Linked DNA regions of Homo sapiens: all the other regions are linked to region 2. The links are chromatin loops, found by intact Hi-C in ENCODE. Cell type or tissue: B cell. All regions are shown on one strand.

Region 1 (4,000 bases), 210 kb after region 2:
CTAGAAGAAGGATTGCTCGTTTATAGGGTATGCACATGTAAAATTTTGATAGGCCCTGATATATCACCCTCTAATTGGTTATTCTAGCATGTACCTGCCAACATTGAGAGCATTCACTTTCCTGCGTTCTCCTCAACATTGGATATTATCAATTATTTTAGTTGTGTATGTTTTTTGTTTTTTAAATCAATTTGAAAAACCTTGTCCCTCTTCAGTCTCCTCATACTAAAGCCTATTTGATTATGTCAGTTTTCTTCTCAAAACTAGTTTCATGATTTTCTCTTATTCTTAGAAAACTATCCAAAAATGTTTCTGGATAGCATACAGAAGGACTGTATGATATGGCCTCTGCTTATCCAGCCCCACCTCCCTCTGTATGTCGGTTCTCACTCTGTGATCTGGCACCCTATGCCTGTGTCAGTTTTCTCACACATGCTTTCTCTTGCTTCTGTGTTTTTGTACATACTGTCCCTTCTGTCTAGAACACTCTTTTTTTTACTCCCCCATTCCCTGTTCAGCTGCCCTTTTCTTCTTAGCCATATCTAGCTTATTCACTTTCCAGTTTAGATTCACTGTAAAACCTATGTTAGATGCCTTTTCTATGTGGTTTATTACCTTAAGGTTTTAAAAATGTTACTCCAGAATTTTACTTTTACATACAGAAAGACAATGCTGGTTAAGTAAGGTTTCTTTGGTGAGTATGTAAGAGAGTAAAGGAAACCTTATTAGATATTAACTGTATTCATGAAAATTACCAAGCAAATTACAAAATATAATCAGTTTTAAAAATCTTATAATGGTTTATGACAAACTACAATGTAGTTTAATCGTGTTTTTCTCTGTAAAGTACCTGCCATCCTGGCTGGACTTGACCCCAGGGACATTGTGGCTGTGCTGAATGAAGAGGGAGGCTACCATCAGATTGGACCAGCAGAATACTGTACTGACTCCTTTATTATGTCAGTGACCATAGCATTTGCTACCCAGTTGGAACAGGTGAGACTTTTCATGAGATTGGTGACTTACGAATAATTTGAAAACTATGTAAAACATTTTACCTTTCAGGTATTAAAAAGACTTGCAAGTAGACTTTTTTTTTTTAACTTTTGAAAAATGAGTTCAAAACATGTTTTCTTTCATACTGGAAAGAAAACTTCTTAATTTAGAAAAAATAGATTTTGATGATCTTGATTGTAAGAGAATAAATCTCTCAGGATTTAGGAGAATGGCCATCAGTTAACATTGTTTTCCATTGTACTGTGTGGCATTGTAAGGACTGACATGGAAGGATTTTTAAATTTGTGAACGATTTACTTTTTGGAGAAACTTACAATGTCAGGAATACTTTCTGCCACTAATACTTAATGCCTATAGAGTTTTGGGTTCTATTTTATCTTGTTTATAAACTAATAAATTAAGCTGTTACTGTCATGGATGCTAGCAGAAGACACAGGTTCTTGGATCAGAAACAAAAGAATTTATTACCCTTAGTAGCAGAGCAAGAACATGAATATTGGTATATTTCCTTCAGTTGCCCTTACCCCAGGTCCCATGGGGACTACACAGAGGGGCCCAGGTGGTTGCTCTACACATAGTGGGTTTTATCACAGCTGAGGAAACTGAATTTGGGGAACCTGCCACTTTCATTGTAAGCAGTAAGCAGGCCTAGTCTTTGTCCAGGAAGACACATTACCTTATCTCTCAAGCTGCTTAAACAACCCTGGGAAATGGGCTGAGTAAAAGAGTGGTCTGGGCCTTGCAGTCTTGCCATACTCTGCAAGAATGTCCAGGGATGCTCAGGGCTCATGGTAGATTGCCTTCCCAACAGCGGCTCAACACAAAACTAGCTGTTATTCCACTGTCCCTCTCAAGTCCACTTCCCTTTTTTTTTCCCTCCTCTGCCATCAACTTGGTTTTACAGATCTACTTTTCTTGACATTATGTTGTTCTGTAGTAGCTGAAATGAATTAATACTTACAAAAATAGATAATATGGTTTATAACTGTACAATTTTTATCAGAGTATTCCCCTCCCCACTTTTTCCCCTAAGAGACAGGTCTTTCTTTGTTGCCCAGGCTGGAGTGCCTTGGCATGATCATAGCTCACTGTAGCCTCAAGCTCCAAGAGTCAGTTGATCCTTCTGCCTCAGCCTCCTGAGTAGCTGGGATTATAGGCATGTGCCACCACACCCACCTAATTTTTAATTTTTTTGTAGAGACAGGGTTTCACTATGCTGCTCAGGCTGGTCTTGAACTCCTGGCCTCAAATGATCATCCCACCTCAGCCTCGCAAGGTGCTGGGATTACAGGTGTGAGCCACCATGCCCGGCCTTATTTACTTTCTTAGAGGAACAAAATGTCCACGTAATCCACATTCACAAATGAAATTTGCAATTAGTGGCCACAATTTTATTTGACTTGCAAGGTACATCAGGTAAAGATTTTTATCAGGAAATGTGTTTACTTTGTCACACTGAATTCATCCCCACTATATAAAGAACTTGGTGTTCTTTGAGCATTTACTCTTTCTCTCCTTATTTGGTACTGTAAATTTCCTCACTGATACATACATACTTTTGCCTTTATATCAGTTTCCGTATTTTTCTTCTCTTAAAGGTCTGCTTATGGATTGTTAATAGTTTAATATGCCACTCTAGTTGCAGGGAAAGCCAGATATCTATTGCCTTTTTATTTATTAACCACATCAGAACACTCTTGTCTATATGTCAGATAATTAGGAATGTACTGTATTTTTACTGTGTTGTTACCATATTTGCAAAGCATTTTATTTTTTATTTTTATTTTTTTGAGGTGGAGCCTCGCTCTTGTCACCCAGGCTGGAGTGCAATGGTGCAATCTCAGCTCACTACAACCTCTGCCTTCCCGGTTCAAGTGATTCTCCTGCCTCACCCTCCCAAGTAGCTGGGATTACAGGCACCTGCCATCACACCTGGCCAGTTTTTATAGTTTTAGTAGAGATGGGGTTTCACCATATTTGCCAGGTTGGTCTCAAACTCCTGACCTCAGGTGATCCTCCTGCCTTGGCCTCCTAAAGTGCTAGGATTACAGTCATGAGCCACCATGCCCAGCTGAATTTAAAATCACTGTTTTAATACTTTTATCCTCCTTAGGGAAGCATAATTGTTCATATTTATTGATTACTTACTGTGTAATGCTTTGTATAGTAGACATTGTGCCACCCACTCTGCATATTTTGTGTTTAATCCTACCACAATCTTAGAGTTGATCATTTTCATTTTAGAGATAAGGAAAGCAAGTCTTAGGAAGATCTTACAGCTAGTTAATGGCCCAAGTATTTCTGACCACGTGGTCATTTTTAATATTCTCTTGTTCCCATATAATGCTCTCTTGCCTCTTAATGAGTTTGGAATAAGATAGATTTGAGTTGGAATCTCATTCTGTTTTCTAGCTCCTTCAACTTAGGCAAGTTACTTAACCTTTTTGAGGCTTGATTTTATGTAGTCGTGATAGTTACCATCTTTTCAGTTGTGCATGAGGAATGAGGTAATATTACTAAGGTGCCTACCATGTTGTTTGTGAGAAGCTACATTTGTATGGTAAAGTTTCCTATGGGTAATTGACCTATTGAGTCCATAACTTTTAAAAACCAATATAATACAGTTCTTGGTAATACAGGTGAATTACTGGGACAAATTACTGTTTCAGTTTAGTTTAAAAAAAAAAACACACAGGTTGATGTCTGGCAAATTGTTTACTATCTCTATAAAAAATTAAGGCAGATAGATTCCTCACAAAGTTAAACAGAATTACCACATGATCAGCAATACTACTCCTAGGTATACACCCAAAAGTATTGGAAATAGGTATTCAAATAAAAATCTGTATGTGAGTGTTTATAGCAATACTATACATGATAGCCAAAAGGTGAAAACTACCCAGATGCCCTCAATAGATGAATGGATAAACAAACTTTGGCATATCTATACAATTAAATACAATTTAGCTATCAAAGTACTACC
Region 2 (4,000 bases):
TATATATATACACACATACATATATAAATGTACACACATATATTATATTATACATACATACGCACACACACACACACACACACATGCACTGGACATGGTGGCACCCGCCTGTTACCCCATCTCCTTGAGAGGCTGAGGCAGGAGGAATGTTTGATCTATGATTGTGCCACTGAACCCCAGTCTGTGTGACAGGGCAAGACCCTGTCTCTAAAAGAGGAGATGAACACATCAAGGCTGCTGTGGGAAAATGCTGTGGTCTGGTATGAACTGAAAAAATCACTGATCTGCTCCCACCAAAAAAAAAAAAGAAAAAAATTAAATACACATCTATCTTAAATGCCTCACAATCCTTCAAATAAAGGCATGAAGGTATGGCATTTTCCCCTTCCAGACATAAAAGAGTCTATTAAAATATACAACATGACAGACACTACATATAGTTAGGCACCTTTTCTTTTAACCTTTAAACAGTCAACCCCTTCCTAAGGTTGAATTTACTTTTGGCGCAGGCAAGCATGGTTGAGTATCCCTGGTTTCCACTGAAGTCCTCTGTGGGTATGTGGGCATGTTTATAAATCATATTTTGTAATAAAAGCAAAGTATATTTATATACATGGTGATTTCATCATCGAGAGCTGCCAATTCAGACTGTGTATAATATGCCCTTATAAAGATGTTTCTATAATTCTTACTAATCTATATTCATAGAAGAATAGTTTTGGCCAGGAGGGGTGGCTCATGCGTGTAATCCCAGCACTTTGGGAGGCCAAGGTGGGCAGATCACAAGGTCAGGAGTTCAAGACCAGCCTGACCAACATGGTAAAACCCTGTCTCTACTAAAAATACAAAAATTAGCCAGGCGTGGTGACAGGCACCTGTAATCCCAGCTACTCAGGAGGCTGAGGCAGGAGAATCACTTGAACCCAGGAGGCGGAGGTTGCAGTGAGCCAAGGTCGCGCCATTGCACTCCAGCCTGGGCGACAGAGTGAGACTCTGTTCCAAAAAAAAAAAAAAAATAGCTTCAAGTGTCCCACCCGGCAAAAGATTACAGAATATAAAATAACTACTAGGTATGTTTTATATACTTCTGTGAAATAAATGTAAACAGAAATCTACACTGTCCAGTTAAATTACATAATCTCTCTACCCACATTATCTTTAGTCAAAAATAATTTTAAATTATTTATTGTGATTTCTGCCATAATTATGAAACTACTATGAGGGTACTGCAAACCAAATTACACAACTGCATTTTTTTAAGTAAACCAAACAGTAAACACCGACTAGACCGTGGAATGTAAATAATTTAAAATTGTGGACCAGCTGATAAAGATTCAACTAGAAATATATGTAATGATGAATGTTTATCAACTTTACTCTCATGGAGGTGACTAGCAGAAAGAACTGAAATGGATTACCCAGTCAAGAGCCTAGAGAAGAGCTGCCACAGTACAACAAGACTACACATGTAAGAGATTTGATCTGGATTTAAAAAAATAAGTCAAATTTATTTTTAACTGTCAGCTACCTAATATTTCTCAAATCTCAATTACTTTCTAAAAGATAAAATCCTTTACTCCAAATGAACCTTTAAATTTAAGACTTAGAAAAGAGCAGAAAAATATCCAAATAGCAGAAAGCAAGACATAAAAATAGGTATTTAGAAGTGACAGACCAAATACTTAGAATATTAAATTTAAGAATATGGCCATATTTCAATGGAAATTTATTGTTTGATATAAAATTCCTTTAATAATGTTCACTATTCTTAAACACTATCCTTTCAAATTCCAAAGTAGATTCTTTCAAAATTTTCTAAAGTTGTATTAGCCCTTTGAAATGGGCAATTTAATGTAATACACATTTTGATGAACAAGACAAAGTCCCAAATTTTCTACACTTGTATCAGCAATTTACTTTGCTTAGTTTGTATTTCCAGTACTGAGAGTTCTGAGAGTTGAGTTCTGAGAGTTGAGTTCTTTACACTTAAGTAATCTTTCCTTCAACAGTGTTTTACTGAACTACGCCAAGCATTTATTTGAGACTAAATAAGATTTTCAAATAAATTCTAATGGCCCTTAAATTCAAACACAATCTAAAAAGGACATCTATTTTAAATAATTCCCACTAAATAAAGAACGTCCTTATAAAGATTTGCAAAAGTAAAGCTGGCATGCTATTAAAGTTACTACCACCAGAGGACAGCATTGCCTTATGTGATACAAATGCATCCAAATAGACAAGAGAGAGGTTCTCAAAATACGATATACTTACAGAAGTTAGGAAGTAAATTGATGTTTTAACCTTATGGCTTATTTCTTAAGATAAAAGTAATTACCGAAACAGCTAATTTATAGTCTTAGAGATTAAGAAATCAGGTCTCATCTCAATTGCTTCCTCTTCCCCAGCACTTAATCTGAAACAGTGCTGCTCCCATGTAGCCACTTGAGCACACTATTGTTTTATTTTTCTGTAATAACTTACTCCTACTTTGAAATTATTTTATTTATTTATTATCTGCCTTTGCACTAGAATTTAAGCTTCATAAAGGACTGCTCACAGTTATAGCCCAACAAACTGGCACAAAGTTAGTACTTATTTAATAGTGGTCCTCCCACTTCAGCCTCCTGAGTAGCTGGGACTACAGGCGCCGAGCTGGTAAATTTTTTTTTCATTATTTTTAGTGGAGACAACATCTCACTATGTTGCCCAGGCTGGTCTCAAACTCCTGAGCTCAAGCAATCCTTCCACCTCAGCCTCTCAAAATGTGAAGCTACATCTCTACTCTAAAATTCTTTGGGAATATATGTTAAGTCCTACTTATGATGAACTTTAGAAACAACCTTAGTTTCTTTAAATACAATTAGGCAACAAACAGGCAATCAAAATGGATCAAAGTCCTAAAACACATACAGGCTTGTGCTATTGACACCGCACCACCATTTCTCCTTTGTTCATTGCCTTTTTCTTCATATATTTGTATATACTTCCTTCTCTCAAATCCACCCAGAAACTGAAGCATGTTTCCCTATCTGGATATGATGTTCTTATTTATCCCTTCTAAGATGACTCATTGCTCATCCTTTGGTTGAGAGACTGTTGGTACCTCCTAGAACTAACCACGTAGGACTCCAGAACCTAGTTTCTCCTGACCTGGGTTGATGAGTGTACAGAAAGTATATTTTATGGCATCTAATCTTTAATTCTTTGACAAAGAATATTTCCCCTTAAGGTTTAAACCTGAAGTGTAATTTCATATCTCTGGATCTCTTGATTTAAAGAAAAAACGAGGAACCATTTAGCTAAGCAAGAAGAGTTTAGATCAGAGAACAAGATCATCTACAAAATTACTCCAACCAAAAGCCTGCAGGCCCATCTTCATCTCCAATTTCTTCCTCCCTATCCACTTGCAACTAGTCCCTTAAGTCTGAAATGACTTTCAAAATTTTCCCATTTTCTCATGTTGGCTGAGTTCTGAACTTTTCAACTTGCCTCCACCACTGCTAAGCACCTTTTAAAGGACTTCCCAGTCTAAGTCTCTCCTCTCTCCAATCTGCCATCCAAATTGCCCCCATCATAAATATGCCATGCCCTTTTCCTCTCAAATCTCATCAATGATTCTCCATTGACTAAAGCATTAAGTTCACAGAGCTCTTCAAGAATTTTGTTCCCAACCTATTTCCACCCTCCTCTTAGTCTCATTCTCCATTAGGCTTCCTTCCCAGGTGGCCTATACTATGAATGGAAGGAAGGGAAAAGTAAGAAAAAGCAAAAATCTCCTTGTCATTCCCAGAACACACCACGTGGGATTTCTTACCTCAGTATCTTTGCACATGCTCTTCTTTCCACTTAAAATCCATTTGCTCTCTCCCAAAAGAGTTATACAGTCTCTGTCACTTTGTATTATAATTTTTATACCTCTCTCTTCCTCACTGAACTGATCTCTTGAGGAAATAAATTATTCTTTACTTATCTTTACAGTTCTAGAGACTATCAAAGT
Region 3 (4,000 bases), 240 kb after region 2:
TTTGCAGGCTTGTCTTCCTTTAGCCGTTACATGTTGGACTTCCTCCAAGCTCAGGACTTACTTTCTGCAAAAACAATCTTATTCGTGATTTCATGCCCATGATTTCAGAGACAGTCTACATCTGGGACTTTCACATGCAGGGTCATATCCAAGACCTTACCTTTGCCCTCTAGACCCATATATCTGATTGGCTTTTTGGCATCTCTGTTCAGATGTCTTAAAGGCATTTAAAACCCACTGTGGTCCTTCTCTCCATACTTGACCTTCTACCTGTAAATGTTCTTTGTTTCAGTGATGGGCCCCTCTAATCTGCTCCTCATGTTGTAGCCAGAATGATATTTTTGAAATTGGGAATCTTGATACTCTCCTCTTTAAAACCTTTCAGCATTGTCTTGTTGCTCATAGGAAAAAGATCAGAATCATTGCCTTGTCCTGCAGGCCTCTGCATAGATCAGAGCCTGTCTCTCTGACTTCATCTCCCACTCTTGTGCCTGTGCTGTGTACTCTCTGCCCGTGCTTGTCTGCCCTCAAGTTCTCAGGCATGCCATGCTCACTTCAACCACAGGATCTTCATGTTTGCTGCATTATCTGGGCCTGGTGTACTCTGTTCCTCCTTCAGTTTTAAGCTAAAGCATCACCCACTCCTAGAAATCTTCCCTAATTCATCCTCCTCAAGTCTAGGACAAATTTTTATTTTATGGTCTCATAGGACATTATTCTCCTGTTCTTTTTCTTTATGATATGTCATATCGGTTTGTTTTTATTTTCATTAGCATGATAATTTAATCAGTATCAGATTGTTTGCTCCATAAAAACTGTTCTGGTTTATAGCTGTATCCCAGGAGTCCAGGCCAGTTGTCAGCACATAATAGGGGCTCAATAAATATTTGCTAAAAAAAAAAAAAGAATCAAGCTGTTAAAAATTAAGCTTATCTTTCTTGAAAAATTCCAATGTAGATTAGATATGTATGATGAATGCCTCCCAAGTCTTCAGTAAATTTTCTCATGAACAGTTTCCACAGCAGCACAGAGCCATTATTTAGGTGGTTGTAAAAATATGAATTTGATTGTTACCAAGTAGGGTAGTCTTGTTTAAAATACAAAAGATAAAGTTGTAAAAGTGGGCAATTATGATGGGATTCACCAGTAATGCTTCTCTTCTTCCAATTATCAGGAAGATTCACCCATCTAGAACAAAGGCTCTTAACACATATTAGAGTCACCAGGAGAGCTCTTAAGAAATACACATATCTGTACCTTGTCTAAGACTGGTATAAGCCAGGCACAGTGGTTCACACTTGTAATCCCAACACTTTCGGAGGCTGAGGTGGGAGGAGTGCTTGAGCCCAGGAGTTCAAGACTAGCCTGGGCAACATGGCAAAACTGCATCTCTTCAAAACATATAAAAATTAGCCAGGCATAGTGGTGCACACCTGTGGTTCCAGCTACTCAGGAGGCTGAGGTGGGAGCATCACTTGAGCCCAGGAGGTCAAGACTCCAGTGAGCCATAATCACAACACTGCACTCCAGCCTGAGCAACCGAATGAGACGGTGTCTCAAAAAAAAAAGAAAAAGACTTGTGTATGGTGTTGTATATGGTGTAGTTTACTTCTTTGTAGGAATAACTAACTTTGGTGGGAAGAACTGGTATTTTGGAAAAATTACTTGGAGCACACTTGTATTCTTGAAGCACTGTTCTAAAACCTGGGGGAAAAAAAGGGGGTAGGAAGGACAGGAGAAGTTTCCAAGATGCCCAGATTGCTAAGTCCATGACTGTATACATTTCACGTTTTAGGTGTGGAAAAGCTTTTTGGGTCCTTACCTTGACCATGTTACATGTATTATACACACAATTCTAACTAGACTGGTAGAAGGGACAGTTACACTGTCAGTGAGAGCTGATGAAGATGAAGTATCTGTACTCAAATAGATTATAGCAGTCACCAGAACTCAAATCTGTAGTTTGTGGATCACTTAGCAAAGGAAAAAGAGCCCAACATGCCTTAATAGCTTACTGCTTTATAGCCCAATTGTAACAAGAATTGTGTATGATAATGTTCTGGAATTGTGAAGAAACTACCAAATTTAATATTTTCTTAGCTTTTGTTTAAAACAGAAAAGTGAGAGACTTTAGAAAGGTTTCTGTTCAACTTTGGATGTTAAAAAATAGGTAAACTTCTGTCATATGGACAGTTCTCATGTATGGAACACTACATTACCTAAACATGCTAGATAAATCCTAATTATTACTGATGATTTCCATTTTTGCCACATATTTTCTTAGTATTAATATTTCAGATTTAGGTAAGTCCTATGCCTTAGGGAAGAGACAATTGGTTTATATAATGATGGATAGTCATAGCGGTATATGTTTTTGGAAAACATCTTTAGCAATCTTTGTTCGCATTTAAAAAAAAACTCATTCAAAAAAGAACATCTTCGTACCTTTTTAAAAATTTTTGAAACTGTTCTAAGAGAAATTTGAATGTTTAGTCAAGGCTATCTTGTCATTTTGTTTTTCAGGAAGTATTGACTGCTTTAATGAAAGCATTATTCAAGGGGATGAAAAGGTCTGAAGTTAGTTTTTGCCCCGCTACTGACTTAGCTCACTAGGTCTTTGACATTGCCTCAATTATTTAGCTTCTTTGACTTTCAGTTTTTGTTGTTGTTGTTGTTGTTGTTGTTTTTACCTATTAGTATGAAGGAATTGAACCAAATAATCTTTAAATTACATTAACTTGTAATAGTATTTGAATTTGTAAAATTCATATGGTACCAAACTGTAAAAACAAGAAATGCTACATTAAAATTGAGCTTATTTTTATTTACATGGATATTTATCTGGCATATCTGTAATGCTCAGTCTTTTTTTGGCAGGGGGTCAGGATTATTCATTTTTTTCACATTTTATTTTCATTACATTGGGCTGGGTAGAGTCATGCACCAGAGTACTGATGATTATGGTATTCTTTTGCTTTCAAACAGAATTGAGATCCAGGTTGTAACTGTCTCTAAATTCAAGATCTGGAGCAGAATCAGCAGAGGTTGACCACTGCTGCTGGGGGCTGGGGGTCTCTGGGAAAAAGGAAACAGGCATGGAGCTGACTGTGGAGGCCTTATAGTTCCAGGGCTCCATTGGGGTACCCGAGGATCTTCCATGTGGCTCAGAGGAGCCCTTCAAAACACAAGCCTGGAGTTAGAACTCAGGAATTGGAAGGACAATCACATCTGTAAAGAGAGAACCTGAAAAGATGTCATCCTTCCATCTGTATCCCAGAATCCTGTGTAGGCCTTCTCCATAAGTAGAGGGCCAGGGTTGGCTTGTTGGCCTCAAAGTAGTCTAGTAAAAGTCTGCAAACTTGTCACCATCTGGAGACACTCTTGCCAGCTCTTCTTTATGCTCCTGTTCTTTGGACACTGGGCAATTGCTCTAGACTATTCCTGATTGTTCGTCCTCAACTCTTCAAATTCAAGAAATTTCCATTCTTTTAGTAAACTGGATCTCCCGGTCACTCCTTGATTTAATTAATTGGGCTGATGGTTTTTCTGGTTTCTTTTTCCTTCTTTGTTTTCTGAGGATTTCTAGTAATTTTAGCCTGTAATCTCTTTCTCTGTTTTTATTCCTGAGTCTTCTCCTGAGATTCTTTTCACTGTAGCTGTAGGGCCTAATCCTGGGTTGGCAGATAACTTGCACTTACTCTGCTCTCATGGAATCCAGGAGAGACAGAGTTGCCTTAGTGTTGAAATGTGTTTGTTCCTCTCTGCTTCTGGTGGTCTCTTGCTGAATTTTTTCTTATATGCGACATCTTAAGAAAAGTGTAAAGAAAGTGTTAGGATTTCTGAAGGTAACTTTTACATTTGACATTTGAGTTTTACCAAAAACATTTTCATGATACCAGTTTGATAAGAAATTTCATACTCTTCAAAAGTTTTTGTAGAATCAGTTGATTTACTGAATTTTTAATTACTAAGGATCTTTATTTTCCTCATTGTACTTTAT

Evidence for each region. Hi-C counts contacts between places; a loop is a spot of excess contacts. Peaks named below come from ENCODE experiments on the same cell type or tissue, not always from the same donor. Only the 100,000 strongest peaks of a DNase experiment are listed, where the experiment ranks them.
Region 1: a loop joins it to region 2, with 10 times the contacts of the local background. A loop is called at or near these places in 7 of 110 quality-filtered maps.
Region 3: a loop joins it to region 2, with 4 times the contacts of the local background. A loop is called at or near these places in 19 of 110 quality-filtered maps.

The regions. Positions count from the first base shown.
Region 1 is chr5:123,396,132-123,400,131 of GRCh38, reverse strand. It overlaps CEP120 (centrosomal protein 120), which reads left to right. Exons shown (of 20, transcript NM_001375405.1): 5 at 848-996. Among named protein-coding and RNA genes, the nearest start is that of CEP120, 25 kb to the left of the region's middle. In B cell, no CTCF peak of the experiment used is centred here; a DNase peak (open chromatin) is centred at 1,621; H3K27ac peaks cover 2,819 bases.
Region 2 is chr5:123,609,496-123,613,495 of GRCh38, reverse strand. The region is part of intron 13 of CSNK1G3 (casein kinase 1 gamma 3); the gene reads right to left. Among named protein-coding and RNA genes, the nearest start is that of CSNK1G3, 99 kb to the right of the region's middle. In B cell, CTCF peaks have their summits at 1,979 and 2,188 (motif pointing right); a DNase peak (open chromatin) is centred at 2,205; H3K27ac peaks cover 1,703 bases.
Region 3 is chr5:123,372,899-123,376,898 of GRCh38, reverse strand. All of the region lies in intron 16 of CEP120 (centrosomal protein 120), which reads left to right. Among named protein-coding and RNA genes, the nearest start is that of CEP120, 49 kb to the left of the region's middle. In B cell, no CTCF peak of the experiment used is centred here; no DNase peak of the experiment used is centred here.